Regions from separate parts of the Mus musculus genome. Here regions 1, 2, 3, 4, 5 and 6 are each linked to region 7. Evidence: chromatin loops called from intact Hi-C (ENCODE). Cell type or tissue: heart. All regions are shown on one strand. Links, peaks and the distances in the headings refer to the core of each region. The heading gives the core; the rest is flanking DNA. Region 1 has its middle 7.8 kb from the start of Car12. Region 2 overlaps Aph1c (aph1 homolog C, gamma secretase subunit). Region 3 overlaps Aph1b (aph1 homolog B, gamma secretase subunit). Region 4 has its middle 19 kb from the start of Usp3. Region 5 has its middle 5.7 kb from the start of Lactb. Region 6 holds the start of Aph1c (aph1 homolog C, gamma secretase subunit). Region 7 holds the start of Fbxl22 (F-box and leucine-rich repeat protein 22).

The links. Hi-C counts contacts between places; a loop is a spot of excess contacts. Peaks named below come from ENCODE experiments on the same cell type or tissue, not always from the same donor. Only the 100,000 strongest peaks of a DNase experiment are listed, where the experiment ranks them.
Region 1: it touches region 7 in a loop (2.3-fold over the local background); 11 of 42 quality-filtered maps call a loop at or near these places.
Region 2: it touches region 7 in a loop (2.2-fold over the local background); 10 of 42 quality-filtered maps call a loop at or near these places.
Region 3: a loop joins it to region 7, with 4 times the contacts of the local background. A loop is called at or near these places in 16 of 42 quality-filtered maps.
Region 4: it touches region 7 in a loop (2.9-fold over the local background); 16 of 42 quality-filtered maps call a loop at or near these places.
Region 5: it touches region 7 in a loop (3-fold over the local background); 8 of 42 quality-filtered maps call a loop at or near these places.
Region 6: a loop joins it to region 7, with 2.7 times the contacts of the local background. A loop is called at or near these places in 10 of 42 quality-filtered maps.

Annotation. Positions count from the first base shown.
Region 1 is chr9:66,703,631-66,708,182 of GRCm38, reverse strand. No RefSeq gene overlaps it. Among named protein-coding and RNA genes, the nearest start is that of Car12, 7.8 kb to the left of the region's middle. In heart, for the core only: a CTCF peak has its summit at 2,229; a DNase peak (open chromatin) is centred at 2,182.
Region 2 is chr9:66,824,331-66,828,882 of GRCm38, reverse strand. It overlaps Aph1c (aph1 homolog C, gamma secretase subunit), which reads left to right. Exons shown (of 6, transcript NM_026674.3): 3 at 137-210; 4 at 1,024-1,146. Among named protein-coding and RNA genes, the nearest start is that of Aph1c, 8.1 kb to the left of the region's middle. In heart, for the core only: a CTCF peak has its summit at 2,688 (motif pointing right); no DNase peak of the experiment used is centred there.
Region 3 is chr9:66,786,117-66,790,668 of GRCm38, reverse strand. It overlaps Aph1b (aph1 homolog B, gamma secretase subunit), which reads left to right. Exons shown (of 6, transcript NM_177583.4): 3 at 1-71; 4 at 901-1,023. Among named protein-coding and RNA genes, the nearest start is that of Aph1b, 7.0 kb to the left of the region's middle. In heart, for the core only: a CTCF peak has its summit at 2,638 (motif pointing right); no DNase peak of the experiment used is centred there.
Region 4 is chr9:66,609,389-66,613,940 of GRCm38, reverse strand. No RefSeq gene overlaps it. Among named protein-coding and RNA genes, the nearest start is that of Usp3, 19 kb to the right of the region's middle. In heart, for the core only: no CTCF peak of the experiment used is centred there; a DNase peak (open chromatin) is centred at 2,080; H3K4me3 peaks cover 593 bases; H3K27ac peaks cover 289 bases.
Region 5 is chr9:66,978,907-66,983,458 of GRCm38, reverse strand. No RefSeq gene overlaps it. Among named protein-coding and RNA genes, the nearest start is that of Lactb, 5.7 kb to the right of the region's middle. In heart, for the core only: a CTCF peak has its summit at 2,785 (motif pointing right); no DNase peak of the experiment used is centred there.
Region 6 is chr9:66,832,049-66,836,600 of GRCm38, reverse strand. Aph1c (aph1 homolog C, gamma secretase subunit) reads left to right here and starts at 1,895. Exons shown (of 6, transcript NM_026674.3): 1 at 1,895-2,115; 2 at 3,272-3,442. The coding sequence starts at 2,003. In heart, for the core only: no CTCF peak of the experiment used is centred there; DNase peaks (open chromatin) are centred at 1,730, 2,540 and 4,020; H3K4me3 peaks cover 2,039 bases; H3K27ac peaks cover 1,345 bases.
Region 7 is chr9:66,511,746-66,516,297 of GRCm38, reverse strand. It overlaps Fbxl22 (F-box and leucine-rich repeat protein 22), which reads left to right and starts at 1,705. Exons shown (of 2, transcript NM_175206.4): 1 at 1,705-2,079; 2 at 4,280-4,552. The coding sequence starts at 1,745. It overlaps Usp3 (ubiquitin specific peptidase 3), which reads left to right. Exons shown (of 15, transcript NM_144937.4): 15 at 1-1,659. In heart, for the core only: CTCF peaks have their summits at 2,020 and 2,918; DNase peaks (open chromatin) are centred at 1,827, 2,917 and 3,757; H3K4me3 peaks cover 3,641 bases; H3K27ac peaks cover 4,000 bases.

The DNA.
Region 1 (4,552 bases), core at 251-4,250, 190 kb before region 7:
TATCAAACCCAGCAGCTTTCACTGAGTCAGACAGAAAGGCACAGGGGAGAAAGAGCTTGGGTTTGCATCTCCACACCACTCGCTGTCCTACATGACCTTGGGCACGCAGCCTTCTGCTCTGAGTATCTTCAGATACTGTCTGAGGAGTGGGGACAGTATCCCTGTAACCCCAGCACCCAGGAGTCGGCAGCAGGGAGAGCACACGTTCACAGCAAGCCTGGGCTTTACAGACAAACACCACTTCAAAAATTCAAAATGATAACAATAATTTAAGATAGCAAAGATACAAGGGCTATAGTAAATACACCCCCACAGAGCCATCAAGAAGTAATATAATAAGCTAGGCATATTTAAATGTGGCACGGGGGCATGCTTAACACTGCATACATGTAGTTCTCTTAAAAGGCCCTGCATGGCTGAAGGAGGAAGAGGCCAGTAATTTTGTCCCGTAATTCCATACTTGGTGTGGGCAACCTCACCAACTTCCATGGGCCTTCAGGGATGAACAGGCAAAAACTTCCAGATACAGTTTTCTCCGTGGTTCTATATATTGGCCCCAGTCATTCTATTGAAATAAGACACCTTCTAAACAGTAGGCTCACAGGCACTGGGTCGCAGGGAAAGTCTGATGTGGGGGACTCAGAGCTACTGCCACATAGGCTTGGAAGAAGCTGGAAATTTCCTCTGTGCTCGAGTATACAAGTACTTCCACTCTAGCTGTCTACAACCTCAGGACTTCGAGATCTGCTCCCTCATTTCAGGTACTTCCAAAGAAACCTGGCAAGCAACCCCCAGTTGCCTGCACGTCGGTGTGCAACCATCCCTACGAGTGGGTTGGAGGAGCATGCCTGTGATTTTTCTTCTTCTCTTTCAACTGGAGTTGATGCACTAAGCTGGGCCACCTCACTTAGGCGCTGAGGCCTAACAGTGCTCAGGGAGGAGAGTCTGGGGCAGCAGTTTATACAGCTGGCTTTGTAACATGGATAGACAAAGATGAGTAGAGAGAGCTTCTCCCTGGGCCCATAGAATTGAGGTGCCTCTCTGGCCAGCAGCCAGTCTTGCTGGATCTAATTTCCTCCCAAGCCCTGTGTTGGCTAAAGATTTGACTGGTGGTTGGTAGGGCATCATAGTTCTCTCGTGTGAGATGGCTTGACCAGTGAACTAAGACACCTCCCAAGGAGACATGGCATATCGAGACCACTGGGATGGCTAAATGCATCATGAAGTAACTGCTTTATACCCCTTCACTTGAAGATTTGGGGGTTCCGTGGCAGTAATTAAGTGACTAGCATGGAATTACTGGCTAAGCCTTATGGCTTGGGCCTGTAACCTCAGTACGTGAGAGATAGAGGCAGGAGAACTAGGAGTTCAATGCCAGTGTTGGCTGCACAGAGAGTTTGAGTCCAACCTGGGCTCCATGGCACCCTCTGCCAAAGATAAACAACAAAGTAATGGCTGATTACTAATGTCTATACCGTTTTTAACAATGATGTACAAAGCATGGTTCTGATGTTGTATGCCTCTGCTTACTACCCACAATTTTGTGAGTGGAAGAAATGATGGCATGCTACAGCCAGAGTTCCCAAAGAATGTTAAAAGAATCAGAAATTTCTAGTCCTACAAACTTGGACTCTCTCTGCAGATTTTATTTCCTCTAGGGGCTGGGGTGACCTCAATCACACTATCTTTATGATAGGGACTTAATCCCACTTAATCCCAGTGAAAATGTGTAAAAAATCTTTTCTAATACTTAGGAAGGAAGACCACCATAATCCGTAATTACAAAGTTGGTTGACACCTGTAACCAGAGAGTTGCTAATGAAGACATTGGGCATGCTTTAGGAACAAGACTGCCTGGACCCATCTCACCTCTGAAAACCAAATTAAACCAAACTAACATAGCCCCAACTCAGGGAGTAAATCAGTCAGACATAGTGAACAATGGAAATCCCAACACAATAGCTTGTTGTTTTCTTGTTGCTGTTTGCACACACAGCCTAGACCAGCCTTGAGAGCATCAGCTTTCTGTTTCCTGAGTACTAGATTGCGGGCACACATCATCGTGCCCAGATCACAGCAGTCTTATGTGACTAGCTGCCCCTAGAAGGGAAGTGGTAAGGAAGAGAGCAGAGAAGTGGTGGAAGGAGCTATCCTCCTTTGTAGCCTTGTCTAAACAAAAGAGGAGGTACAGGGCAATGAAAGGTAATTCCAGATCCATCCACTGGAGGGGAGTAGTGAGCAACATGATGATGGGCAAAGTGCCCTGGGAGAGACAGGAAACAACTTTGTATGTTGACCTGCAACAATGAAATAACTCAGCCACATGAGTTTTAGAAACAAAGTTATTTACATGTAATGTTTTAAAGGCAGAGAAAGCCCAATAATCCATCCTATACCCATCAATTCTTCACTTTTTTACATCTTGTTCTCTTTATTGTCCATGTCAATTAAAAAACTCCTGATAACCTTGGGGCAAATATGTTGTCTCACATGTACTACACTGCTACAAGAACTTACATTGAGGAACTGGAGACATGTTTTCAGTAGTTAAAACATGTAGTTAAGAGCATTTACTGCTCCTGCAAAGAACCCAGTTTGGCTCACCTCACCCACATGACTGTTCACAACTGCCTATAATTCCAGCTACAGGGGAATCCAATGGCCTCTTCTGGCCTTCAAGGGTACTGCATGCATATGGTATACAATACCCACCCATACAGGTAAACACATAAAAATAAATCTCACTTGAAAGGCAGGAGCAGGTAAATCTCTGTTAGTAGCCAGGATGCTCAACATAGCAAAGTCCAGGCCACCCAGGGTTACATAGTGAGATAGAAAGAAAGAAAGAAAGAAAGAAAGAAAGAAAGAAAGAAAGAAAGAAAGAAAGAAAGAAAGAAAGAAAGAAAGAAAGAAAGAAAGAGAGAGGAGGGGAGAAGAGAAGAGAAACAAAGAGCTAATTTTTGTTCCCAAAACACATACACACACACACACACACACACACACACACACTGGATTCTTTAGTTGGTCTGCAGCTCATGTTTGTTTATGGTGGTATTTGAAGTTAGGGATCAACCATAATTCTTCTATGTAGTGAGCCAGTCCCCTACACTATCTATGCAGCAGTCACCCCTTCCTGTTGATTTGTCTGCTACACATCAATTGCATATGCACACTCATGTACATTTTTAGCACTTTCTTACCTTTGTTCTATGTAAATGTTTTATTATGTAGCTGTGCCGGTTGACCTTTCATGTCCCTCTTTCTCAACTGTATGTCTGCAATCATCAATATCATAGAAAAAGTAGCTCCCTTGATCTTTATAGTCAGCAGGTCATGGACTTGAACATGATAGCACAGACCATGGACACCCACATGGTCTCTGATGTCAACATGGTCTCCTGTGGCAGTTCAGACCATGGACATCAACATGACCCTCTTCCACTGCACAGGCCACGGACACCATCCTAGCCCTGACAACAGTACGGATCAAAGATATTAATATGGCGTCAGGTAGCAGTGCAGGATTCTCACGTCAACATGGCTCTCTGCAGCAGTACAGATCACAGACATCTAGATACCCAGATGGCCTTCAGTGGCAATACTGGCCACAGACCCCAGCTGAGGTAGGACTGGGGACCCAGACATGGCCCTCAGCAGTAGCATGATAGGCTATACCCATTAACACGTCTCAGATGGCTACCCACTCATAGCAGCATGGCCCCTCAGCAGCGTCCACAAACATCAGCATGGCCTCAGGGGCAGCCCAAACCGACAACATCTGTATGGCCTTTAGTGGTAACTTGGCCAGGAACATCAGCAGAAACATCCTGGCTGCTGTAACACCACTGACATCCACATGAACCTCAGGCTGCAACATGGACAAGGGCATCAGACCACAGATACCAAGTGGCTTCCAGGGGCAGCTTGGACCATAAAGGTCTTTTGAGAAGATCCAATCCAGAATATGAACAGTTCTTCATACTGGACATCTGCTGTTGCTCAGAACCAGGGCAGTTGTGCATGTGTCTGGGCAGCATGTTGTTCAGGGGCTGAGTTAGAGGGCAAGCCCGGGCTGCTGTCACAACCGTGTTGACCTAACTCAGCAACTCTGTGTTTCCCTGTCTACAGCAGGCTTCTCTCACACCTAGCATTTCCACCATGTCTCCATCAAATATTCATTTATCCTAGAGCATTGGAAACTGCAGTGTGTCACATAAGTGGTTTGGTTTGATATGGGTTTTTATTGTTTGGGTTTTTTTTTTTTTTGTATTTTGTATTTTATTTTTGTTTTTTTGCCCAAATAGTTTTGCATGCTATGGTGGTTTGAATGTTAGGCCCAGGGAGTGGCACTATTAGGAGGTGTGGACTTGTTGAAGTAGGTGTGGCCGTTGAAGGAAGTGTGTCACTGTGGCCATGTGCTTTAAGACCCTCATCCTAGCTCCCTGGAAGCCAGTCTTCTCCTGTTTGCCTTTGGAACAGGATGCTGAACTCTCAGCTCAGCCTGTACCATGCCTGCCTGGATGCTGCCATGCTCCCGCCTTGATGATAATGG
Region 2 (4,552 bases), core at 301-4,300, 310 kb before region 7:
AAGGGTCCTGTAAAAACCTAAACACACACACACACACACACACACACACACACACACACACACACAAACAAACAAAAAACAAAACAAAAAAAAAACCCACAGCTGTAAATTTTTTAAAAAGGTATTTCTCTTTTAGAAAAGCCAGTGAGGGTTTGAAAAGCATAAACCCGGAGGAGGACATAGCACCCTCGATGCGACTGTTGGCGTATGGTAAGTTAGACCCTGTGGTGTCATGAAGAAAAATAGTAGAAGTGCTGGAGAGATGGCTCAGCCTTTAAGAGCACCTACTGCTCTTGCAGAGGACTCGAATTCAGTTCCCAGCACCCACATAGTGGCTCACAACCTCCTCTAACTCTACCTCTAGGGGATCCAACACCTGCAGATCCTATACATTGGTACACATAAACTCATGCAGGCACCAGTGTGCATATCTACATACACAACACACACACACACACAAATACACACACGCACTCCCACATGCACACCTGTACATGGTACACATAAACTCATATAGGCACCAGTGTGCATGTCTACACATACACATTCTCACATGCACATGTAACACAGACACACACACACACACACACACACACACACACACATACACACATACGATCCAGGTCTCTATGTAGAGTTAGCTCAGTCTGGCCCAGGGGTCTCACCTTGCAAACAGTTAATCCCTCACATCCTCTCTTGTCCCTTCTGTGCCCATCCCTTGTTCATTTACCCACTCCTCATGCTCTGCACTTTCTCACGTAGCCTTCCAGAGCTGGCTGGCCGGTGCTTCAGCAACAGCAGGCTGTTTCCTTCCCTTCTGCCTTCCAGTCCAAAGACCCAACTCCTCCTCAGCCTTGCAGCAGTACTTTCTCTGCAGCTGTAGGAACTACGCCATGCCTTCCACATGCCAAGAAAGCAGACCCTGTCACTGCAGTGAAACAGCATTCCCCAGACCTTGCAAATGAGAGCTGAAGTGGACGCCTAACAGGAAAAGGGTTTACCGGTGTTTTTCTTCCTCTTTAGTTTCTGGCTTGGGCTTTGGAATCATGAGTGGAGTGTTTTCCTTTGTGAACACCCTGTCTAACTCCTTGGGGCCAGGCACAGTGGGCATTCATGGTGATTCTCCTCAGTTCTTCCTTAATTCAGGTATGTGCCAGGTATGTGCGTGTTCAGGGTTCTGCTCTAAAGGATCATCTGTATTGCATTCATTGGCTTCAGAATTCAAGTGAATGATGATTTATGTTAAGCTTTTTAAAGGCAAGATATTCTTAGGCACTATAAGTGAAGGACCTGGGAGTGAGGGCCGGGGTTTGATTGGAGTGCTTCGGAATACTATAGAATTTATCATGCATAAGATCTATATCTTCATTTTGCTATTCTAAAATGTTAAAGTATATTTGAAATATTAGCAGTTCATTTGTATGAGATAAAGTCTTTTTGTTTTTGAAATTTTATATTCATCTTCAATGTAAGCCTATTAGTCTTAATATTTTTTTCTTTATCTAGTACTAGGGATTAAATACATGGCCCCCAGTTCTAAGTCTTAATATTTACTTAATCTACATCTCAGTGCTTTTTAGATTTACATAGTATGGTTTAATCTTTAAGTTCAGAGAGAAGAAATGATAGATTAATTGTCTTTTATGCAGATACTATTAAAGGACAAACTCTTCACATTGCTTTTCAATCACCAGCAATAATGATAACACATTTGTTTTATAATTAGAATATTATTTTCATTAAATTTCACATTTGTTTAAAAATAGAGGAAAATATGATTTATTGATTTATTTATTTATCTATCTATTTATTTATTTATTTATTTATTTTGGTTTTTTGGGACAGAGTTTCTCTGTATAGCCCTGGCTGCCCTGGAACTCAATCTATATATCAGGCTGGCCTTGAACTCAGAAATTCACCTGCCTCTGCCTCCCAAGTACTGGGATTAAAGGCATGTGCCACCATGCCTGGCATCTGTTGTATTTATAATTGTCTGACCCACAGAAGTTATGTCATTGAAATACATGAACTCATAAATCTATTTTTTTTCAACTAAATCAGTGTTTACACCCAGGCTAATGCTCATTAGGGAGGTTACCATCTTTAGGGAAATGCAACCAAAAAATAGATAGAGTTTCAGTAGATTTCAATAGAATAAAAAGGTTGTATAGAGAAATGGCCAATTTTAAAAGCTGTAGTGGCTTAGAGCCATCTGTCTTATCATGCCCATGTCCCTGAGTGCATTGACAGTCCTCCACCATTCTCTGTTTCCTTGTTAGTTCGAATCTCTGCCTCTCCTATGGACATCATTGCTGTCAGCCACTCAAGAGAACCAGTTCTCTGTGCAGCCAGCAAGTTAGTCTTCCCTGTTGGAAAGGTCTTTGACTTTCTGAGGCCTGCGGCATACAGTTCAGACTATTTAACTCCAGCTCTGAGTTAAGGGGGAGTGTGTTAATAGGTCATGCTTAACGCTGCCTCCAACAGAGCCGATCACCTTTGTAAATATTTCTAAACTGGAATATTTGTGACATGAATTTTAATGACCATAATGCTAGATTTGTAAAAAAAAGAATCAAATATAGTTTAAGTAGCTAAAGTCTGTTACTGCTTCAGTTTTACGAATCTTCTTAAAGTTTACAGTGTTTAAGGAACTTCTTTCCATCCTCCTGTATTTCTGGCTTCTGTCCTCTAGATGGTGCCAACTCCCTTCAGTAAACAAATCTGTTTCAAGGCCAGCTTAAAATGAGTGCCTTGGAAAAGTAGATTTGTTCCTAAAATGGTAATTAGAGTAAGTAAGGAGTAGGAAAGTAAATAAACCTCTACTTATGTCAGTTGTGTTAATAATACATAAATTGTATGATGCCTGTATATACATGGATTTTTATGTTACAGACAGGCATAGTTTATGAAATGAACACGTTTGTCCTTTGTTATCTGTGGAGCAGGCCAGCAGTAAGTTAGATTCTGCCATTTCTTGTAAGTTTGCTAGGGAAGGTAGTATGGGATTGGAGTTCCAAGTTCAAGTCATATCATATCCTAACTCATTAATACTTGGGAACAAGTCCTTTCCATTATTTAACTATATATTCTGTAAATAACTATTAAAGGTTTCTCCATGCCTTCTGCCCATGGAGGAATAAAAGCAAACACAAAGAATAATGTAGATGTTACAGAGAGGAAGACAGGCATGGACTCACATGGCAACAGGAAAGGTCTCTGCCTTTTTCATATGTACCTCAGGTGTGAGTGACTGACGTGACTACTGTTTAATGCCCCCAACCCCAGTTGTGTGCTAAATGATAAAAGTTAAGGCTATCTTGTTCATGGCCATCCCCAGAGCCTCATGGAGACCTTTGTTACTGGATGGCACTTAAAAATATTTACTGAAAAATAAATACGAGTTTATGGAGGAAGTGCCATTTGAATAGAAAATTCTTAAAGATGATTAATAACCAAGGCCAACAAAGGAAAGGGCTGCAGGGAGGGATGCTCCAAGTAGAAGGAAGAGGCCCTACAGGCCTCCATTTCCAGTGCTTTCAGACAGGACAGAAGCAATGACCAAAAAGCTGGGTATGGTGGCATATATACTTTTAATCCCAGGACTTGGGGGTGGGGGAAGCAGAGGCAGATGGATCCCTACAAGTTCAAGGTCAGCCTGAGCTACATAGTGAAACACTGTCTAAAGAAAATGAAAAATGAAGAAAGAATGCCTAGAGTCATTAAGCATTAAATGAAACTAAACTCAGTACTACAAGCATTTGAAAGTCTAGCCTTCCTCAACAACCTCAGCTAGAACCCATGTGGCTCTGTGACTGTGTGGCTGTGTGTATTAGGAATCCTGGCATTTGTGGGCCTGTTTAACAGCCAATTCTGTTTAGTTCTGGCTCTACAGTGCGGGTCCCTCCTGAACCTCCCCTTGCAACCTACCCACATCTCTGCTAAAGAGTCACAGTGATCACTTCAGGGTGGCTGCATGGCATGGTTTCTAGAGGAAGCATTCACATTGTAATTTATTGTATTGTGGCATAGAATCGATATGCATTATCTGTAAGAAATTACTCTGCACACTTTAGAGATTAATGAAGGAAGCAGCTACTCCTTAATGACAGTGTATGACTTGTTCCGGTGAATGCACAAAAGGGAGCCAGCCTCAAGCAGGACATTTTACCAGCTTATATAGACCTGAGGCATACACATTCAACATACACTGTCAACCTTAAATCTCCTTTGCATCCTAACTCCAGGTTGCACTTGAAGACAAGAAACAAGTCTGGCAACTTGGGCAGTTGGGAGATTTATATAGCAAAGACATTGCCAAAAGTGTTTCTTAGGTGCACCAGGGTTGTTCTTTTTGAAGAGTTGTTACCTAGGGTCATCTTGCTCACCTGACAGAATTAGGCTTTTCCTAATGAGAGCACAGGTGACTTAATGATCTGCTAGGACTTAATGATGGGAGTCACCCTATACTGGCACCATGAGCTACCTGTTAGAGGCAGGATTTTTGGTATGGGATGGGCCTAGTGGCCAACTTTTAAGTCAAGGTTGTCTAATT
Region 3 (4,552 bases), core at 316-4,315, 270 kb before region 7:
AAAAGCCAGTGAGGGTTTGAAAAGCATAAACCCTGAGGAGACAGCACCCTCGATGCGACTGTTGGCCTATGGTAAGTTAGACCCTGTGGTGTCATGAAGAAAAATAGTAGAAGTGCTGGAGAGATGGCTCAGCAGTTAAGAACACCTACTATTCAGTTCCCAACACCCACATAGTGGCTCACAACCACCTCTAATTCTACCTCTAGGGGACCCAACACCTGCAGATGGTACACATAAACTCACGCAGGCACCAGTGTGCATGTCTACATACATAACACACACACACATACATACTCTCCCACATGCACACCTGTACATGGTACACATAAACTCATGTAGGCACCAGTGTGCATGTCTACACATACACATTCTCACATGCACATGTAGCATGGACGCACACATACATACATACACACACACACGCATATGCATGCCCATGCACACATAACACACACACACACACACACACACACACACACACACACACACACACAATCTAGGTCTCTATGTAGAGTTAACTCAGTCTGGCCCAGGGGTCTCACCTTGCAAACAGTTAATCCCTCACATCTTCTCTTGTCCCTTCTGTGCCCGTCCCTTGTTCATTTACCCACTCCTCATGCTCTGCACTTTCTCACGTAGCCTTCCAGAGCTGGCTGGCCGGTGCTTCAGCAACAGCAGGCTGTTTCCTTCCCTTTTTCCTTCCAGTCCAAAGACCCAAATCCTCCTCAGCCTTGCAGCAGCACTTTCTCTGCAGCTGTAGGAACCACTCCATGCCTTCCACATGCCAAAAAAGCAGACCCTGTCCCTGCAGTGAAACAGCATTCCCCAGACCTTGCAAATGAGAGCTGAAGTGGATGCCTAACAGGAAAAGGGTTTACCGGTGTTTTTCTTCCTCTTTAGTTTCTGGCTTGGGCTTTGGAATCATGAGTGGAGTGTTTTCCTTTGTGAACACCCTGTCTAACTCCTTGGGGCCAGGCACAGTGGGCATTCATGGTGATTCTCCTCAGTTCTTCCTTAATTCAGGTATGTGCCATAGCTGTGGGTGTTCAGGGTTCTGCTCTAAAGGATCATCTGTATTGCATTCATTGGCTTCAGAATTCAAGTGAATGATGATTTATTTTAAGCTTTTTAAAAAGATTTATCTGTCTGTCTGTCTGTCTATCTATCTATCAATCTATTTATTATATATGAGTACAAACACGCCAGAAGAGGGCACTGGATCCCATTGAAGATGGTTGTGAGCCACCAGGTGGTTGCTGGGAATTGAACTCAGGAACTCTGGAAGAGCAGTCATCTCTCTAGACCCCTGTTAAGCCTTTTAAAGGCAAGATATTCTTAGGCACTATAAGTGAAGGACCTGGGAGTGGGGGCAGGGGTTTGAGTGCTTTGGAATATGACAGATTTTATCTTGCATAAGAAATATATATATATATATATGTATATATATATATGTATATATATAGTTGAAACATTAGCAGCTAACTTTTAAAAAAAATTTTATTAGGTATTTTCCTCATTTACATTTCCAATGCTATCCCAAAAGTCCCCCATACCCACCCCCCACTCCCCTACCCACCCACTGCCCAGCAGCTAACTTTTATGAGACATATTCTCTTTATTTTGGGATTTTATATTTATTTTTAACATAAGCCTGTAAGCCCTATTTTTTCTTCTTGTTTAGTGCTAAGAACTCAGTATAAGACCCCTAGCCCTAAATTCTACTCTTTGATTTATCTATAACTTGTTGATATTTACAGATAGGCAGTATGATATCTTTCAATTCAGAGTGAAAAATAATAGATAAATTGATCTTTCTATGCAAAGATGTAGTAAAAGAGGACCAACTCTTTTCACATTGCTTTTTCTTCTCTAGCTATATGTTATAGTACAATGATAACAAGTTTGTTTTATAGTCAGAATATTATTTAGGTCTAGATCAATAGCAGTTCTATCATTGAAATAAGGGAATTCATATACCCTTTTTTTCAATTAAGTCAGTGTCCACACCCAGGCTAATGCTCATTAAGGGAGGTGACCATCTTTAGGGAAATACAACCAAAAAATAGATAGAGTTTCAGTAGATTTCAATAGAATAAAAAGGTTGTACAGAGAAATGGCCAATTTTAAAAGCTGTAATGGCTTAGAGCCATCTGTCTTATCATGCCCATGTCCCTGAGTGCATTGACAGTCCTCCACCATTCTCTGTTTCCTTGTTAGTTCGAATCTCAGCCTCTCCTATGGACATCAATTCTGTCAGCCACTCAAGAGAACCAGTTCTCTGTGCAGCCAGCAAGTTAGTCTTCCCTGTTGGAAAGGTCTTTGACTTTCTGAGGCCTGCGGCATACAGTTCAGACTATTTAACTCCAGCTCTGAGTTAAGGAAGAGTGTGCTAATAGGTCATGCTTAACACTGCCTCCAACAGAGCCGATTACCTTCTAAACTGGAACATTTCTGAAATAAAATTTAAAAGGTAAAAATGTTAAGTTTGTAAAAGCAACAAATATAGTTTTAATGGTTCATGTCTTAGAATCTAGTAGAAATTAATAAGATACCTTCCATGTTTCTTGTAAATTTTCTTATAGTTTACATTGTTGCAGGAGCCGGTTCCTTCCATGTCCTTTATTGCTACAGGTTTCTGTCCTCTAGATGGTGCTAATTCCCTTCAGAAAGCCAGCTGTTTTCAAGGCCAGCTTAAAATGAATCCCTCGGAAAAGTATTCTAATTACCATTTTGTTCCTGAAATGGTAATTAGAATAAGTAAGGAGTATGGGGTTGTTAATTAGCATCTCTATCTATGTCAGTTGTGTTAATAATGCACATCATGTATGATACATGTATATACATGGATTTTTATGTTACCGACAAGCATAGTTTATGAAGTACACATAGTATACTTACATATAACTTACACATAAATGTAAGTTAGTTCTTTGTTATCTGTGGTTGTGGAGCAGAACAGCAGTAATTAGAGTCATTGCTATTTCTTGGAAATGTTTGGTAGAGAAGGAAGTATGGGATTGTGGTCCCAAGTTCAAGTCATATCCTGGATCACTAATTTAGTATTTGGGGAGAAGTCCTTTTGATTATTTAAGTGTGCAGTCTACAAATAATTATTAAAATCTTCTCCATAGCTTTTGACTATAAAAACAAACACCTAACTACACAAAGCATAAAATCAACTACAGAGAGGAAGAGTAGTGTAACATTCACACAGATGCAGTGGTTTATACCTATAATTACCATACTCGGGAGACTGGGGCAGTAGGATGCCAGTTGGTCTAGGGAACAGGACCCTCAACAGCAAATTTATGAAAGCTATAGAGAAGAGAATGTATCAAGTATGCCTACTGAAAAGGTGACATTGTGCTGGATCTTAACTTTTTTTATTACATTTATGTGTGTGTGTGTGCATGTATGGATATTTGAGAACAATTTAAGAAAATTGGTTCTCTCCTTCAAAAAAGTATACCCAGATATTAAACATATATTGTTAGTTTTGGCAGCAAATTCCTTTACTTACTGAGCCATGTTCTTGGCCCTGTGTTTTGTCTTAGAGCAAGTACTAGGTGTGGTAGAATGTGGAGGAATGCATATTGAGGGAAAAAGGACAATCTGTGTACATATGTGTATGTGTGTGCATGCACACACATACATATACACATACAAACACACATACATTGAAAGAAGGAGAGGAAGGAGATGATAGGATAGGGGAAAGGAAGAGAGGGAAAAAGTTGTTTTAATTTTTTTTTGTTTTTGAGGGTGTCAGATAGCCCAGGCTAGTCTCAAACTTAGTATGTATCTAAGGATGACTTTAAAGGTCTGAGCCCCCTACTTCTGTCTCTATTCCCCCAATTGCTGCACAACTATCCCTGGCTTGAGTTCTGTGATTCTGGCATAAGAAGGCAGTTGAAGATTCATAGAGAATCTATAAATTAAAGTCATTTGGTTCTAGACTGTAGAAGGCTTTGAATGCTAGTTGGAGATGTCTGACTTGACAAAAGAGGAAAAGTCAGTCCATTAGACTTCTTAATAGGAAGGATCAAGACATTCAGACCTAGAACTTAGAAGCAAGATCAGGGCCAATGAGGTCTAGATGATACTTGTCTGAAGCTTACAGGGTAACACTGTTTTGAATAAGAACAGACTGAAAAATGTCACCAGCAAGAGTATTTCCCAAGTAGTTGGACTCTCGGAGCTAACCCTGGGAGCACACTTAACTGATCTTAGCACCCATGGCAATGTCCTGAGAGAAGGGTGAGCAGAGGCTGCCAGCTAGATGCCAAATGCCTGTGGTAGTGAATTCCCTTATTCCTTGATTGACATCAAGAAACATTATGATTTAAAAAGAATTCCCATTGTGTCAGGTTTTGCCTTAGTCTTTTGACTCAGGTATATTAAAAGAACTAAACTTAGCCCTAGGCATCTTAAGTGGTCTCAGTGTCACACCATTGGCAGCCATCTGTCCATAGGAACTGTCCTCTTCAGAAGGATGTCTAGACCTGAATTGAATCCTTTTAGTGTGGTCTGGCAGAGCTTGACATGAAGATAT
Region 4 (4,552 bases), core at 186-4,185, 98 kb before region 7:
TAGCTCAAGTGTGTACTTTAGCTCTATAATAAAACTCCTTCCTGATTCCTTTTGAAGAAACTGATGATTGTTCTAAGTAAACTGTGAGGAGGAAAAGAAAGGGAAGCGTGGATTATTGAGGAGGAGGTGAGGAACAAAGTCCTTCAACAATGCCTAGCCTAAGCACACGTATGCACGCGCACACGGGTGCAAGAGTCTCTGGATGCTTAAGAACAAAGTTAATATTTAGTTTTGCTTTCAGGGAGGAGACCTGGAAAACGTTGAACATCTTGTGGTAAAAATATACAAAGCATAAAAACGTATGCTGTTGTAACTGTTTAAAAATACATAACTCAGTGACTTTCAGTACGTTCATAACACAGGGTGACCTCCCATGCATCTAACTTCAGGACATTGCCTCATCTCATAGAAGACCCCACATCCATGAGAAACCATTTCCTGTGCCCTGGCTACCACTAACCTTGCTCTATATCTCTATCAATTTGCTTCTTCTCTATATTTCATAGAACAGTAATGATATAACGTGGCCCTTTAAGCTGGGCAGCTCCAGCTCACAGCTTTAATCCTAGCACTATGGAGGCAGAGCCAGACAGATCTCTGAGTTCAAGGTCAGTCTGGTCTTCAAAGCAAGTTCCAGGACAGCCAGAGATACACAGAGAACCCTGTTTTGTTTTTTAGGTTTTTTGTTGTTGTTGTTGAAGATTTATTTTTTTATTTTATGTATGTGAGTACACTGTAGCTGTCTTCAGACACACCAGAATAGGGCGTCATATCTCATTATGGGTGGTTGTGAGCCACCATGTGGTTGCTGGGAATTGAACTGAGGACCTCTGGAAGAGCAGTCAGTGCTCTTAACTGCTGAGCCATCTCTCCAGCCCACGAACCCTGTTTTGAAGAATAAAAAACAACAAACATTTGGCCTGGCTTCTGTGGTGGTTTGAATAGGTATGGCCCCCACAGATTCAAGTGTTTGAATGCTTGGCCCATTGGTAGGTGTGGCCTTGTTGGAGGAAGTGTGTCACTGTGGGGGTGGGCTTTGAGGTCTCCTATGCTCAAGCTATGCCCAGTGTAGCACACTCTCCTCCTGCTGCCTATGAATCAAGATGTAGAACTCTCAGCTTCTTCTCCAGCACCGTGTCTACCTGCAGGGCACCATGCTTCCTACCATGAAGATAATGGGCTAAACATCTGAAACTGTAAGGGAGCCCCAAATTAAATGTTTTCATTTACAAGTGTTGCCAAGCCATGATGTCTCTTCACAGCAATAAAACCCTAAGACAGCTTCCTTCACTTGGCATGTCTTCAAAACTTGTTTTTATTTTAGACTGTTATCATTTCTTCATTCTTTTCTATGGCTGAGTAACACTGCGTTGTGTGATGTTGTTTGTTTATGGTAAGAGGTGGTTCTGGTGTCACTGTGCTCTGAGGATAACCCTCAGGAGTCAGGGATGGGCTTGGGTGGTCAGAAGAGGCAGCAAGTCCCTTTCCTTGCTGGGCCATCTCACTGATCTGTATAGCCACTCACCAGTGATGACGCTTGGGCCATTTCCAACTTCAGTTATTGTGATTAGCCCTGCGAACACTGTGATGTTTCAGTCTTGTATCATGTTGCATGTATTACCTAACAACCCAAAAGATTGTTTTAATAAAACGACCAGAGACAAATGCATTACTTTATAACTGAGACCTGTCAGCTCTTTAAGATCATTACGGGATCAACAAATGGGTCTCCTAGGACCTAAGAGAAACGGAGGGGTGGGGAGTTTAAAATAGAATCCAATTTTAAAATAATCCAGTGGCTTTTCAAGCTGCAACTGCGCCCGTCATTGTTCCAGAAGCCTTGCCCTGGCAAGCGTGGGAAGGGCTGTGAGAATGTGTAGTTGATCCCTGTTTTTCAAAAAGGGAAAGCGGTAATTAAAGTTGGCTTTACCGTGTGATTATGTTGACTTGGTCTGATGCACAGATTCTCCCCGGGAGTCTGGCTCCTGCAGCGCCACAGATGTCCTCTAGGGGGCGAGCCCAGGAGACGCCGAGTCCCCTGAGGAGCTCTGAGCCAGGGGGAACTGGGCCAGCAGAGCCTTTGCAAAGGGAAGAGGAGAAAACACCGTGACGAAGCATCCAGTGCTGGGAGGACACTTGGGAGACGCGTTTCTCAAGCACTTTATTTTTATAAACAGAGAGATGGAGAGCCAGAATAGCTGCTGCTGTCACAAACACTGGAGGCAAGAAGTCTGGGACTGTCTGTAATGATGCAACACGCAGCACAGGGACAGCGTCTTTCCATAGCCCAGAGTGGGGAGTTTGAATGTCTCCTCCCTCGTACACTACCTTCCGACTTCTGATCCCACCAGTTAGTTACATGTGTGACCCAGGGGCCGTAATTGAGTCTTCCTAGGTCATGTCAGTATTTGCTTACTGGGTCTACTATCTCCAGACAACAGAGATATACCCAAATTCTGCGTGTATCAAACCTCCTTATTGCTACGTATGCAGATTCTCAACATGTGTTTAGTTGGAGAACTACTATAGTCCTTTCAAAGGCCATAGTTCTGTTTAACGAATTAATTAATTAATTAATTAATTAATGAGTTCCCCTCCCCCCCTTGTCTCACTACATACCTCAGACTGGCCTGAAATCCATGAACCTCCTGCCTTAGCATTCTAGATTCTGGGATTTACTGCTTTGCAGCACCCCACCTGCACCAAATAAATCTTGAACTTTTATTTTCTGTATAACATTATCATCCCGGGGGGTGGTTGTTGACATGTCACAGAACTGAGCCTGCAGCTAATAGATGACAACTTCAGTCAGTTCTCCTTCCACCATGTGGATTCCAGGAACCTCAGGTGATCAGCTTATCTAACAAGCTCTTTGATCTGCTGTGCCATCTCCCAGGCTCCCAGATAAATCTTTATTGGTGACATCTTCTCATATGTAGAAGGTTTACCCTGGCTGGGGAAGCGAATGAGAGTTTTGAGTGTAAGCGCCATGTTTAGGGTCAAAAGCTCCTCTGTGAAGCCCATCCTGTGTACACTCTGCTTGCTGTCTGCCAACCAGGCATCCTTAGAGCCTTTCCAAGGCACAGAGGGCCACATCCTCCTGCCTCCCCGTCCTGCATTTGGACAGAGCTGGGCTTGGATGTTTCAGTTATCACTGATCCTCCTTACCCATGGGTATCACGTGCACGGATTCAACCAACCATGCTGAGAATGGGCCTCTGGATTTGTGTGCTGGTTTTCATTGTATTCAGAATGATTTGGAAAATGTACAGCTCTAGGGTCAGAGCACACATCTGCGGTGCTAGGGTAGGTGAGGAGGGGATTCTTGTTACTGTTGTTGTCTGAGACAAGGTCTCTCTACATAGCCTTGGCTGTCCTGGAACTCACTATGTAAACCAGGCTTGTCAAACTCACAGAGATCTGACTGTCTCTGCCTCTCTATTAAAAGAATATACCGCGGGGTGGTGGTGGCGCACGCCTTTAATCCCAGCACTTGGGAGGCAGAGACAGGCGGATTTCTGAGTTCGAGGCCAGCCTGGTCTACAAAGTGAGTTCCAGGACAGCCAGGGCTATACAGAGAAACCCTGTCTCGAAAAACCAAAAAAAAAAAAAAAAAAAAAAAATACCACATGCCAGATGTGAGGGGATTCTTTTTTTTTTTTTTAAGATTTATTTATTATTATACGTTAGTACACTGTAGCTGTCTTCAGACACCCCAGAAGAGGGGGTCAGATCTCATTACAGATGGTTGTGAGCCACCATGTGGTTGCTGGGATTTGAACTCAGGACCTCTGAAAGAGCAATCAGTGCTCTTAACCACTGAGCCATCTCTCCAGTCCGGGAGGGGATTCTTAAGAAGGGGAATGTGTTCTGTCTTTACTGTCATAGTTACCCAATGTTTGTTGAGTCAAAATTCATGAGCACGTGTAAGAAGGGAGTGGAGATTATTGTATACAGGAGGCTATGGCTGGCTGGCTCTTCCCGTCCAGCACAGAGGAAGCAAATGGTTAATAAGTTGAAGCTTTTAAAGTTGGTCTTCACCAGCCATATGTTCTCTCTCATATACAGATTTTACCCTCTAATTTATAAAAAAAAATAATTTATTTGGGGGACTGGAGAGATGGCTCAGTGATTAAGAGCACTTACAGCTCTTTCGAAGGATCTAAGTGTGGTTCCCAGCACCCATATTGGGGGAGGACAGCTTTCAACCTCCGTTAACTCTAGCTCTAGCTCTGTGGTATTGCATGCTGTCTTCTGGTCTCAGTGGATCTTTTTGAGCGCACGCGCGCGCGCGCGCGCACACACACACACACACTATATATATATATATATATATATATATATATATATATATATATATATGCATGCTCAGGCCTTCACACATTCATGCAGGTTTTTATTTAAGATTTTACTTTATTTTTAATTATGTGTGTGCATGTATTCAGGTGCCCACAGAAGCCAGAAACATTGGATAACCTTGGAGCTAGAGTTTCAGGAGATTGTGAGCCACCCGCCATGGGTGCTGGGAATGGAACCGAGGTCCCATGCAAGG
Region 5 (4,552 bases), core at 378-4,377, 470 kb before region 7:
CTCACCCACCACTATATCAAATCCCTGTGCGAAAATCCTGGAAGATGCTTATCCTGACGGACTCAGAAACCCATCCCTGGTGCTTGAGCTAAGGAAACTGCAGCAAGAACAAGCCCTTTGTGAGCCTTTTGATGGCCACTGGCCTTGTGAACGAATGGTAGGACAGCGTGGCTCCTCCCAAGAGCAGCACATCAAATACTGTTTGTTATAAAGAAGCAGTATGACAGAATGAAGGGTCATTTACTCTCCGTGGACTCTGGCTTTTCAACACTTGGAAAGTTACTTATAACTGTAAGGATAAAATAAATATAGGCTACTTCATGCCGTGTGTGTGTGTGTGTGTGTGTGTGTGTGTGTGTGTGCGTTATACGCACTCATGTGCCACCACACCTGGCACCTGACTCCACTTTCTCTCCACTTTATTTTGGAGACACGGTCTTTTACTGAACCTGGAGTTCACAGCTTTGGCTGAGCAGGCTGGTCAATGAGCTCTAGAAAGTCATCTGTCTCCACCTCCCCCGTGCTGGGACTACAGATGCACAGGCCATGTCTGCCAGCTTTTTTTTTTTTTAATAATGATTTTTTAAAGATTTATTTATTTATATTATGTATATTAGTACACTGTAGCTGTACAGATAGTTGTGAACCTTCATGTGGTTGTTGGCAATTGAATTTAGGGCCTCTGCTCGCTCCTGTCAATCCCACTTGCTCTGGTCGGCCCTACTCGTTCAATCCTTGACTGCTCCGACCCAAAGATTTATTTATTATTATAAATAAGTACACTGTAGTTGTCTTCAGACGCACCAGAAGATCTCATTTCAGGTGGTTGTGAGCCACCATGTGGTTGCTGGGATTTGAACTCAGGACCTTCGGAAGAGCAGTCAGTGCTCTTAACCTCTGAGCCACCTCTCCAGCCCCCATCCAGCTTTTTATGTGTGTGGGTGGTGGGGAGCTGAACTCGGGTCCTTGTGTTTGCACAGGAAACACTTTGCTAACTGAATGATCTACCCAGCCCCATTCTTTGTTTTTGATCCACAACAACAACAACAGCAACAACAACAACTCCTTTCTATTTTCCCAGAAGGTAAATGTGTCCGAGGCTATAGGAGAGGTGACCTGACTGAATGACCAAGCTTTACCCTGCTCAGTCATCAGTGAAATCATGAGGCCCACAAGGCCTGCAGTACAGGCAGAGTACACTGGCGGCCGTCTCTACGGAATCCATTACAGAATCCACTGGCCTGTGTGGAGAGGACCCGGAGTCTAGTGAGGTCCTCAGGGTTCAGCTCAGTTCTGAAGAGTTTCCAAATTCCCACGATGGCAGAGAGGATGCACTCACAGTCCTTGGTGACTTTCTTTCGAAGGGTCATTAAGACAGTTCAAGAAAAGACTATTTATTCTCTAAGTTTCCATCTAGGAGCAGAACAGACTGGCTCCTCCAGTGATTGAAACTGAATCCTTATTTGGTCTTTAACCACTGGGCGTCCACCAAATAATTAAACAGAGAGCTTGATAGGAAGACATGCTGTGGGTGGAGGGAAGCCTGTGTGAACGTGTTTAACTGGAGGGCAGCCCTTGTGTGAAGCAGAGCTACTAAAGAATATTGGTTCCTGGCAAACCTTTTCTTTTCTTTTGGCTTGTTTTATTTTATTTTGTCTTGAGACAGAATCTGGCTATACAGCGGTGCTGGGTGTTTTGTTATTGTTTGTTGGTTTTGTTTTGTTTACAATTAGTACAAGCCTAGACACATCTGGGAAGTGGGAACTTTGATTGAGGAATTATCTGGGGGAGGGGGAAGTAATTGACTGGTGTGGGGGGCACTCAGCCCACTGTGGATGGCACCACCCCTGGGCAGGTGGTCCTGGGTGGTATAAGAAAGCAGGCTAAACAAGCCATAAGAAGAAAGCCAGTAGACAGTGCTCCCCTAGGAGCACCTGAGCACCTGTGCTTCAGTTCCTGCCTCCAGATCCCTGCCTTGAGTTCCTGCCTTGGCTTCCCTCAGTGATGGACTGTGTGGCCTGTAAGTCAAATAAACCCTTTCCTCCCCAAACTGGTTTTGGTCAGGTTTTGTTGTTGTTGTTGTTGTTGTTGTTGTTGTTTTTTTGTTGTTTTTTTGTTTTTTGTTTTTTAATCACAAAGCAGCAGAAACCAAATTAGGACAGTGACTCATGTGGGCCTTGAGTCTGAAATCCCCCCCCCTGCCTTAGCCTCCTAGGGAAGTTAAAACTTGAAAATGTTCCAGAGTTGTCCTCCTGTTCTGTTGTGGGGTATAACTGCCTTGGCAGCACATACACTAAAATTGGAACAACACAGAGAATATAAGCAAGGACAACACTCAAGGATGATATTCGTGGTGTTAACATTTATTTTTGAAAAGTGTGCTGATTTATATACATATATACATATGATTTACATACATATATGTATATAGACCAGCACAATTTTCATGTATATGAATATATATTATGCGTGCATGCACACACACGCACACGCGCACACACGCACACACACACCTAAAATGTCCAGAAGCAGATACTGATGTCACTACAGCTGCAAAATGCAAACATTTGGATGATAGAGCACTGGGCATTCACTCTCAGTAGGTCTTTGCTCTTTCCCTGTGGTAATTTTAGAAACAAGTATCAAGCTGAAGCCTGGGGTCACACCCTCCTCACCACTCCTCACACGGCATCTTATCTTATTTTACTTTTGTATGTATCTGTAATTATTATGTGTATGTCTGTGTGTCTCCGAGTATGGATTTCTGCATGAGTGCAATGCCCACAGAGACCAGACGAGGGCGGCATATCCTTGAAAATGGAGTTGTAGGATGGCCTCCACTGCCCGGTATGGGATTGGAAACTGAATTTAGAGCCTTTGTGAGAGCAGTTACATAGTCTTAACTGCTGGTCCATCTCTCCAGCTCATTGTTTCTGTTTTCAGTAAAATGTCTACTCACTTGATCTCCTTTTCATGTTGTAGTACATTTAACCTTCACAGCAACCTGTAATATAGTTATAGTGAGGTTACAGATAAAGTGACGACTAGGTTTATCATCAGGATTCAGACCCGCCAAGACAAAGCAATCTGGAGCTTTATATATGGGGAGAGAAATGCAGAGGCGAAGCTGTGCCTTCAGAGGGTTGCCACCTAGATCCGAACAGCTGGCACAACAGAGAAGGCACAGAAGATCAAGGCAGAGGAAACAGTTGGCTGGTTCTGACCAGTGACGTCTACGGGAAGACACAAGACCCGAGCTGAGCTTTGAAGGTTGTGTAATATAGCCTTATTAAGGACAGTACTTGAAGGGACACATTATGAGACTGATCAGGGTTTTTTTTTATTGCATTTTTAAACTTAACCTTATTTGGAAATAATTGTATATTCACATGCCCTGGTAAGTAATAAAATTTATTACTTATAGATCCCATAACTGTTTTAAAAAGACAAATTGGGGGGCTGGTGAGATGGCTCAGTGGGTAAGAGCACCCGACTGCTCTTCCGAAGGTCCGGAGTTCAAATCCCAGCAACCACATGGTGGCTCACAACCATCTGTAACAAGATCTGACTCCCTCTTCTGGAGTGTCTGAAGACAGCTACAGTGTACTTACATATAATAAATAAATACATCTTTAAAAAAAAAAGACAAATTGGTAACATTTAAAAAAAAAAAAACTACAGTAAAGTACCATAGCTAAGACGGTAACATAAATAGAATCTATTAATGTAATTCAGGTTGCCCCGGTTTCTCTTCTACTCTTTGTGTACTTGTGTTTCTATGACAATTAATGACCAGTAAAGCCTGTGTCCTACTCCACAGACAAGCTGAACAGGCCTGTCACCTCCATGATCCTTCACCTCAGCCTTTTAAACTGTACTTAGCACACTTCTCTCCTTCCCCCACCCCAGTCCCCGACTTCATTGTAACCCACTAGTGGCTTCTTCATTTTGTCATTCAATACTGTTATAGAAATGGGAAGGTGGGGGCAAAGAGATGGCTCAGTGGTTCAGAACAGTTGTTGCTCTTGCAGAGGACCCAGGTTCAATTTCCGGGACCCACGTGATGGCTCACAATAGCTATAACTCCAGTTGCAGGGAACCTGACCCTCTCTTTGGACTAGGCACACACATCGTGCACATACACACATACAGGTATGACATTCACACATATAAAGTAAAATAAAATTAATATTTAAAAATATAAAATAAATGGGCAGGAGATCCAGCCCTGATGGTGCACACACGTAATCTCAGCACTTGTAACATTAAGGCAGGAGGTTAGAGTTTGAGGACTAGCTGGGGTACTTAGTGAATTCCAGGCCAACCTGATCCTATCTCAATCAATCAATCAATCAATCAAATAGTGGGGCTGGAGAGATGGCTCAGTGGTTGAGACTACTTGCTGTTCTTGCAGAGTATCCAGGGTTTGGTCCTCCTGACTCTCTGTCACTCCAGTTCTAGGGGATTTGATCCTCTCTTCTGGCCTCCATGGGCACCCCAGGCTAGCGCCTACATACACTTAGGCATACGCATACACATAAAGGAACATAGT
Region 6 (4,552 bases), core at 147-4,146, 320 kb before region 7:
GGCACTGGGAAATAACAAAGTCTTTTCCCTCTGGAAGTTTACATTTAAACAGGAAGACAGATGCATCACTGAAATTGACTTGTGATTGAATGTATAGCAAAGCGATGTTACTATAAGAATGTCAAGCAAAACACAGCTCTCATTTCAAAATTGTTTATTCTGCAGCCAAATTTGAGTGATCTTGGCCTGGGGAACAGAGTATTGGGGTTGCCCCAAATACTGTTTTCCCACATGGAAATGAGTACATGAAGTTTTTACAGTTACAAAAGAAAGTAATAAATCAAGGCCCCTTTCAGATGCATTATTGGAAATATCAGGTAAGTGGGGCAGAGCAGAGCAGGGAAATCTCTGCTACAGGTGTCAGATGCTGCAATCCGATGACATTCTTAGCTTTGGGGTTTGTGGAGGCTAGTAGTAAATATGAAGGAAAAAACCTGTCACGTGATAGTCACAAGGGCATTAGAGCAGATGCAGAGGTGGGAATGAATAGCTGTTAAAGAGGCTAGATAGCCCAAGATATTGGCTCTGTATCTACAGCGTTTCAATTCTCCACAAACATGAATGTAATTAGTCAATATTAACCTTGTAGCATTCTTAACATAGCTGTGGTTGTTTGTCCTGAAATTTAAATTCAGATATGATTAGAGAATGCCTTTAAAATTTTTTAAGTTTTTGGAGATCAGGGCTGTTAGTGGCACAGAAACCAACTTGTCAGAACAACTCGTCAGTATTTCATTATTCCTTTTCCATAGGGGATGATTCACCTGGGTCATACCAGCCCAGTTGGATTTTTACATAGGATGGGAGCCCCACATTCCTGCAACCACGGACACAGAAAAAATACTTACTTTAAAGGAACCGTGCCCCTGTCCTGCTGTTTACTTCAATTGACCTTCAGCACAAAAGTGGCCTGGTAATCTCCCTTAGACCACCTTACAGTTGGCCAGCACCAGGGACAATGTGTACCCACAGGCAAGAGGGCTGGGGCACAGCTTTTAAGTCTTCAGTGAGCCACGCTTTGGAATAAGGACCTGCAGCGCTGGCAAGTCTGAGGCTTGGTGTAGCCCTTTGCCTCTCGGAGGTCTAGGCGCCCGCCCAGTTCGGCGGGCAACTTTCATTGCCCCAAGAAACCTAGAGAAGAAACCTTGAAGGACCCCTTTCCATTCTCAGCACCCCGAGTGCTCTGAAGAACTGCCCAGCCCTCAAGGCCCCGCCCCGCAGTCTGACGGCACGTGGAGTCCCAGGAGGCCGCGTTGCTGCCCAGCCTGCCCGCACACCGAATCCTTCCAGGCTGCACCTCCGCTCTGACCGCTTGTGAAGCCCCTCGAGGCCCTGTCCCCTGCGCTGTACGCACGCAGAGACACTAGAGGCCGCCCCGGTTCTGACAGCACGTGGAGCCCCTCGAGGAACCGCCTCTCTGACAGCTTCTCGATGCCGCTGCACAGGTTCTAACAGTACTCTGAGCCTCTCAAGAAATAGCTTCCCGAATCCTGCACCGCCATTCGCTCTCAGCGCCTGGAGCACCTCCTGGAACTACCTCCCGAGATCCGCCTGGACACCCCTCTGCGACTGACCGTTGTGCGATACAGGCTCTGTTTTTCGAGCTCCGCCCCCGCCCAGTCCTGCCTTGCTGTGGAGCAGCTCGAGGACCCGCCTCCTCGACTCCACCCCGCCCTCTGCAAAAACAAGCCGCGGAGCATCTCAAGGCACTTCATCTAGAGCGCCGCTCCGCCCTCTGCTCTGACTGGCTGTGTCCTGCACCGCCCCCAGGCTCTGATTGGCCAGAAACCGCCCCTAAGGCACCGCCTCTCGTACGTCCCGCCCTCCGCTCAAAAAAGCCTTGGAGCACCTCGAGGCCCCGCCTCCCGGGCTTTGCTCCGCCCCCTTCTCTGATCGAGCCCGGAGTACCTGGCAGGCCTGCCCCGCCCCGCATTCCGCTAAGAAATCGTCCCAGTCACCTCGGATCCACTCAGGTCCCCCGGGACTGGCTTCTGTGGGTACCATGACGCTGCCTGTGTTCTTCGGTTGCGCCTTCATCGCCTTCGGGCCCGCGTTCGCACTCTACCTCTTCACCATCGCCACCGACCCTTTGCGCGTCATTTTCCTCATCGCTGGGTGAGGTTGAGCCGAGTCCCGGACACCGCGGGTCCCTCCCTCTCCTGGGTTTCCACGACCCCGGGATCCCCATCTCCCAGTGGCTCCCAGCTTGTGGGACTGTCCAAGACTGGGGGGAGGGGGTTCAGGCTGAGCAGGCGAGTCCTGCGGGTCTTGGCTTCTGTGGAAGATGGGAATAAGTGGATACATTCGTGTATGGAGCCTTAGTCTTTCCGTAGGAATTTCTCATTTCACTCAGTGCTCAGCGGCATCGAAGAGCTGTTCTCACTCTCTGCCATTAAAGACACCTGGGGATCAGTTGTCCACCTCCTCAACCCCCGTTCTTGGACTCAGAATGCCTGTGAGGAATTTGGGCTCAGATTTTTCTTGTAGGCCCCTGGGTAATGGTTGGGGTGCAGCCAATGGTGAAAGCCTGAGAAAACCGCTGCAACACCTGACCAGTCTTGCTGAGAACTTGGTAAATATCTAACTCTGCTGGTGACTGCGGTCTTGATCCCTTTGCACCTGCTGAGACTGAGTTTCTGAGACTTGGCACCCAGGCAACTCACTGGCTAGCCAGGAACTCCAGCCTCTCTGCGTTCTTTTTTCCTGTAATAAATAGTGCTCCTTCGCTGTTGGCATTAAAAATCAATAGAGTCTGTTGAACGTCAAGCTTGCTGTGTCCTTAAAGTCCACAGGAAGGTTGTAAGAACCGGGCCTGGAAAACAACTAGACCACAGCATGGGTTTTCAACTTCTGAGTTTTCCATGGTGCACACAATAAATACAGGTGTAGGTGTTTGTTTTCCTTCAGAAAAGATACTTATCTTTACAGACAGCTAAGCCATTAAATTCACATTTTCTAGGATATGAAAATTGTAACAGCCACTGGTTATATGTTTCTATGGCACACCAATGAGGCAAAGCAGTAACCAACTTCCTCGTTGCCAGTCCTTGGCAGATAGTGTTCTGGTGTACACAGACAGGGTCACTGAATCGTCCTTGTTGAGGGCATCTGACGTTCCTCTTGGACTGTTTTTTCACTAGGAGGAAAATGGACCATTGATTAGCAAATGCTGATTCGGAATACCATGTGAAGGGGTTCTTTCCTAAAAAAGATCAAGATATTTGTTTCCTGTGCTTCTGTTAACTCGTGACTTTTGTCTTCTACGTTCCAGTGCTTTCTTCTGGTTGGTGTCTCTCCTGCTTTCGTCCATGTTTTGGTTCCTAGTGAGAGTCATTACTAACAACAGAGATGAATCAGTACAGAATTATCTGCTCATCTTCGGAGCGTTGCTCTCTGTCTGTATCCAAGAGCTGTTCAGGCTCGCATATTATAAGCTGTTAAAGTAAGTTAAATGTTTGTTTTATTTTCCCAGTTAGACTTGAATTATGATTTGGTGGTTGTTACATTTCTAGCCTGAAAATTGTATTTAAATTTATGACCTGGCTTGCCTGCCTGCCTGCCTGTCCGCCCGCCCGCCCTCCCACCCTCCTGCTCCCCTGCTCCCCTGCTCCCCTGCTCCCTTGCCTTTCCCTCCTTCTCCTTCCTCCCAAAAGTGTTTCTTGAGAATTTTCCCAGATACTTTGTCAGAACTGGAGGTGCAAAGGTAAAACAGAAGCTCTGGTGGTGCACACCTTAATCCCCAGAGGCAGGCAGAGATCTGTGAGTTTGAGGCCAGTCTGGTTTACAAAGTGAGTTCCTTGACATCCACAGAGTATAGTGAAGCCTCTCTTAAAAAAAAAAAAAAAAAAAAAAAAAAAAACAGAGAGTGGGAGAGACTGTCACGAGGACTGGCTTGTGTGTGTGTGTGTGTGTGTGTGTGTGTGTGAGATGAGCTTTCATTTGGGACTAGGATATGATCAGCTGAAGGACCCATGAGGACGTCACATGAAACCAGTAATTTGAGTCAGAGCTTGGACTTGGAGCCCTAGGTTCTTATGTTCTTTCAGGAAGTTATGAGTTTAGCCTTGCTTCTGTGGTAAGGTCAGTGGAGTAACAAATGTTTTCGTTCCTGCCACTCAGACTCTCCACGAAGTTCATAGATAAAACCTAAAGTAAGTCTCAGCAACACCCCCTGGGACAGGCTTCTGGTCATCTCCCTTCCTAACATGTTGTTATTCTGGATTTTTAAAAACATCTTGCTTTTAGCAGTAGATATTGAGTTCCCTTTTCATAATGAGGCAATTTAAGTTACAAATTGAAAACCAGGAAGCCATTTCTTAGTAGCAAAAAAAGCATAGCTTTGGAGTACCTGGCAAGATGATGGTTCAGTGGGTAAACGTGCTTGCCACCAAGCCTGATGACCCGAGATCAAGCCCCGGCACCCATTTAAAGGTAGAAAAAAATGAAAGGACTTCAAGTTGTCTCTTGACCGTCACATGTATACCATGGCATTTATGTGATCAGGAGTATGCACATACAGAAAATAAATAATAAATAAATGTAACTTTAAAAA
Region 7 (4,552 bases), core at 293-4,292:
CTTATCCACTGTATTCTACTCAGTGTGTAGTGGCAGATGATGTAATTAAACCAGTCATATGCGCTGGCCCTGGTTGAGTGTCGTGTGTCACACCTGTGGTACCTGCTCAGATTTATTTCACTTCTTTGGTTTACTTTATATGTTTAACCCATTGTAACCTCTACCGTCCCCTAAACTCTCTCATGGTCCTCCAACTGCTGAAGTCACCTCTTGCCCAGGCTTTGGAAAGGCTCAGGTAGGAACTGTTTCCAGAGCATGGGTCTTCTGACAGCCCCGAGAAGATGCCACAGCACAGGAAAGAGGAGGCACATGTGTGTGTGACTGTCACCACTGGGCAGTAGCCCTCAAGGGAGTGGTGGCCATGCCAAGATCATTGGCCATTAAGACTTAGTAGTCTGTATGATGCCAAGATGTCATTGTGCACGTTACCATTCATTCTGGCTGCAGACGAATCACATCCTAGTCCCGCCTCACCAGCTGGGCTCTTCTGTGGATTGTTTCCAGGCAGAGCAAGCCGGGCAGTGGTGGCGCTCGCCTTTAGTTCCAGCACTCAGGAGGCAGAGGCAGGCGGATTTCTGAGTTCGAGGCCAGCCTGGTCTACAAAGTGAGTTCCAGGACAGCCAGGGATATACAGAGAAACCCTGTCTCAAAAAGCCAAAAAAAAAAAAAAAAAAAAAAAAGAGGAGGAGGAGAGGAAGGAAGAAGAAATGGCAGAGCAACAGCCATCAGGGGCCAGTCTTGTAGCCTACATGGGCAGGAGGAAAGGGGAGTAGTCATTAAGGGGTTCTGTGGAGTTCTTTCAGGGGAAGCTGTAGTAGTCTTAGGTTTCCACCAAGTTGTATGCACTTAGAGCAGCTTCATACTTCCAGATCTGCAGCACAGCTTCCTAAAAAGCAGGGCAGCTGGGGGCTGTGTGCAAGCATTGAAACCCATCAGACTTGCAGTTCACTTCCAGTTATTTACACTTCAATTAAGTGTTCAAAAATAGAAACTGCCCACCCTCACATATTGGGGAATGCTATCTAGGACAGATAATGAAACTCTGCAAATCACCCACGAAAAAGAACACATGCACCAGTCTGTCTGTCTCACACACACGTGCTAGCTTTTAAAATAACATTTCAGATGAATCTTATGACAGTTTAGGGTAAAAATGGAGCCATTTGGGCCTTGCCATTGGGGTTTAAAGATAGCTCATCTTTGCAAGGTAGCCATTAGTGTCCTGAGCTAAAGTACCAAGCATGATCCTCAGATTCCACTCACAGTTTGGGGCATGGTAAAAATGACCTCTTCCTAGCAAGGGTGAGCAGAGGAGCCGCACCGACACACTCTGATACCTAACAGCTAATACTCACTGTCCTGCTAGGAGAAAGGCTGCAAGCCCAGGAAGGGCTGTTGTCGCTAATTACCTCCAATGAAAACACCTTAGTAAAAGCCAAGAGCCCTGTGCTCAACACTTATCAGCTCAGAGGAAAAGAAATCCCTTTTAAGGAAAACTTGTAACTTCAATGGGCTGCTCTTCTGCCAGGACTTTCAGGCCCTCTGAACATAAGCCGAACCACAGATGGCTTCGAGTAAGTCTGGATCCTGACACCCGCCCTCCCCACCCCGAGCTTCAGCACCAGTTGTTGGCCAAAAATAAACACCATTCCTCAACCATATATGTCCACCAGTCCTGATCTGGGGAGGAAGCAGGAGGCAGGTCAGACCCTTTCTGGGCATTCACGTGCGGCCACCACTCACCATGCACATAACCCAGCTCAATCGGGAGTGTCTGCTGTGTCTCTTCTCCTTCCTGGACAAGGACAGCCGGAGGAGCCTCTCCAGGACTTGCTCCCAGCTCCGAGATGTGTTTGAGGACCCCACCCTCTGGCCCCTGCTGCACTTCCATTCTCTCGCAGAGCTCAAGAAAGACAACTTCCGGCTGAGCCCTGCGCTGCGCAGCCTGTCCATCTGTTGGCATTCCAGCCGTGTGCAGGTGTGCAGCATCGAGGACTGGCTCAAGAGCGCCCTCCAGAGGAGCATCTGCAGCCAGCACGAGAGCCTGGTTAATGATTTCCTCCTGCAGGTGTGCAACAGGTAGGCCACCTTGCCCCTGAGCACTGTGGCTTTGTTGGCCCTGGCTCCAGGGAGGGCTGGGAAGCACACATTCCAAGAGCAATATGGCTCAGATTGAGACCAAGGCAGACAACCAGTGCCCAAAGAGTTGGGTTAAATCGGCTCACTCTCAGCTCCTAAAAATGCTGCTGTGGCAAATGAAGTTGAGTTCAGCTGGGTTCAGCGGCTCCTTGGAGCAGCTGTCTTCACTGGCAGCCATTAAGGCCTGGTTGGGTTCAGCTGAGCCTGGATTTTCAAGGTCAGGCTCCCAAAGGCATCAGTTGGCTCAGGCCTCTAATTTGGCCAAAAATAAACACCATTCCTCAAACAAGAATGCAGTTACCGAGGCCTGAGAACTGCTGCTAAGGAAGGAGAGCTAGGGTGCTCAGGTAAGCTGAAGCAAAGCCTATGCAAAGTAGCAGTGAGCGTCTCCTCTGGGGAACACACTTGTCCTGCACAGCACTCAGGGATGGATTTCAACTGTCAGGGCATAAGGGATACTCTGAGACATAGTGTGCTGTGCCAGTGTAGGACTGCCAGATCTTAGCAAGTAAGATACACACCACCCAGTTATATTTGAATTTGAGATAAACCGTAATAGGGGATGCCCTGAAAAATCCCCTATTTGATCTTTTGATGCCACACATCCCTCCCTCCTCCCCCCAATCCCTTGCACAGGCTGAGCCACAAAATGGGTCAGTCACACCTTCCTGTGCAGGGAAGCTATGGCCAACATGGCTGTGCCAGCTGCTGAGGAGAAAGAGCTCCCTGCTAGCTAAGAAGCATGGGTGGTTGCTAGCTGCTGCCATCTAGGGTTAGTACCACTGTGGGCTGGCCTCACCACAGAAAGTAATTACAGGGGCCTGCCTTTCACTTGTTCTCTTCCCAAGTTGGATTTGGGCTTGGCTCTGACAAGACCAGGCAAGGCCATTTTGATGGGTTTCACTAGGCTGCAAGGTTATGGGCAGAGTGTGTGTGTGTTTGTGTGTTACAATCCCACAGTGGTTCATTCTTGCTGGAAGATAACCAGGTTTAATCCCTGAAACCAGCAAGATTCGATTTTTACAGGATCTGCTAAGCACCTGTCCCCAGTGTCAAAGAAAGTGCAAAGGTATTGAGTTTCCAGTTCTGATATTGTATAACTGACCTCAGACCAAATGTTTAAACGCCCACCTCATACCTTTCTCTGCAAAATGAGAAAATCTGTATCACAGGACCAGAGGATGGAGTGACAGTAATTTGAGAAAGGTAAAATGAGCTGGGGGTGTAAGAGAGTCAGCTGTTCTGAATTCTTCTGCCTTAGTTGGGTTTCAGTCTAAACCTTAAGGCCAGATCAGGCAATATGCTGAGGGCTTAAATGCACCTTCATAACCATCACGAGTAACTTGCCAAGTCACTTGAGCCACCGGGAGCCAGTCTCCTCATTCACAAAACTGGTGTAGTAGGTGTAGCGTGCATGATGAGGGAGGCATGGGCTCGGCGTGTGAAATGGTACCAAGTCCAGCACACTTTAAATTTAAACCTTCCCAGGCACAAGGGAGATGAGCTGCCCCAGCTAGGTGCAGGCAAGGCACTAAGCGGAGGGTGGTGTGGAAAGGAACCCGACCCTCCAATCCACATTCAGCTCCTCGACCACAGGGCCCAGGCCCACTGGAGGCTCCGCCCAAGGAGGAAGCCACGTGACCATCCTGGGCTCTAGGAAAGTGGGTTGTGCCAGTAGTGGGCTCTGCTCACCCGAACCTCAGTCCTCACAGGTGCATGGCTACACACTGCCCAACTCTTCTACCATACAGAAGTCAACTTTGGTTCAGTGATAGTCCGGTCACATTACAAACTCCAGGGCCTGGCGCTAGCGGCCCTGGCTTTCAGGCTGCTGACCCAAAAGCCGAAGTAACTGTTGCAGGCAACCGAGCTGACGGTCTGACCCAACACTATGGTTTTCAGTCACTAACCACTACCCCAGGAGACCTCTCCGCCCACAGAGTCCCTGTCACGCATGGATCCCAGCCTCGGGGAGGATCAAAGGCACACAGCTGTCCCTTTCAAAGACCCCTGATAATGGACCCCGTAGATGAAGGGGCCGGGGGCCCTGGCTACAGCCCTAGCCCCTCGGACTCGCTGCAGTCTCCTGTGAAGGAGTTCTGCTGCGCCTCAGCCCCGTGTCACCCCGCTCTCCCCACAGGTGCCCCAACCTGACGTCCGTCACGCTGTCGGGCTGCGGCCACGTCACGGACGACTGCCTGGCGCGCTTGCTGCTCAGCTGCCCGCGCCTGCGTACGCTGCGCCTCGAGAACTGCGCGCGCGTTACCAACCGCACGCTGGCGGCCGTGGCCGCGCACGGGCGCGCGCTGCAGACTCTGCACGTGGACTTCTGCCGCAACGTGAGCGCCGCCGGCCTGCTCCGCCTCCGCGCCGCCTGCCCGAACCTGCGCCTCAGCGCCGAACGCAGCGCGGC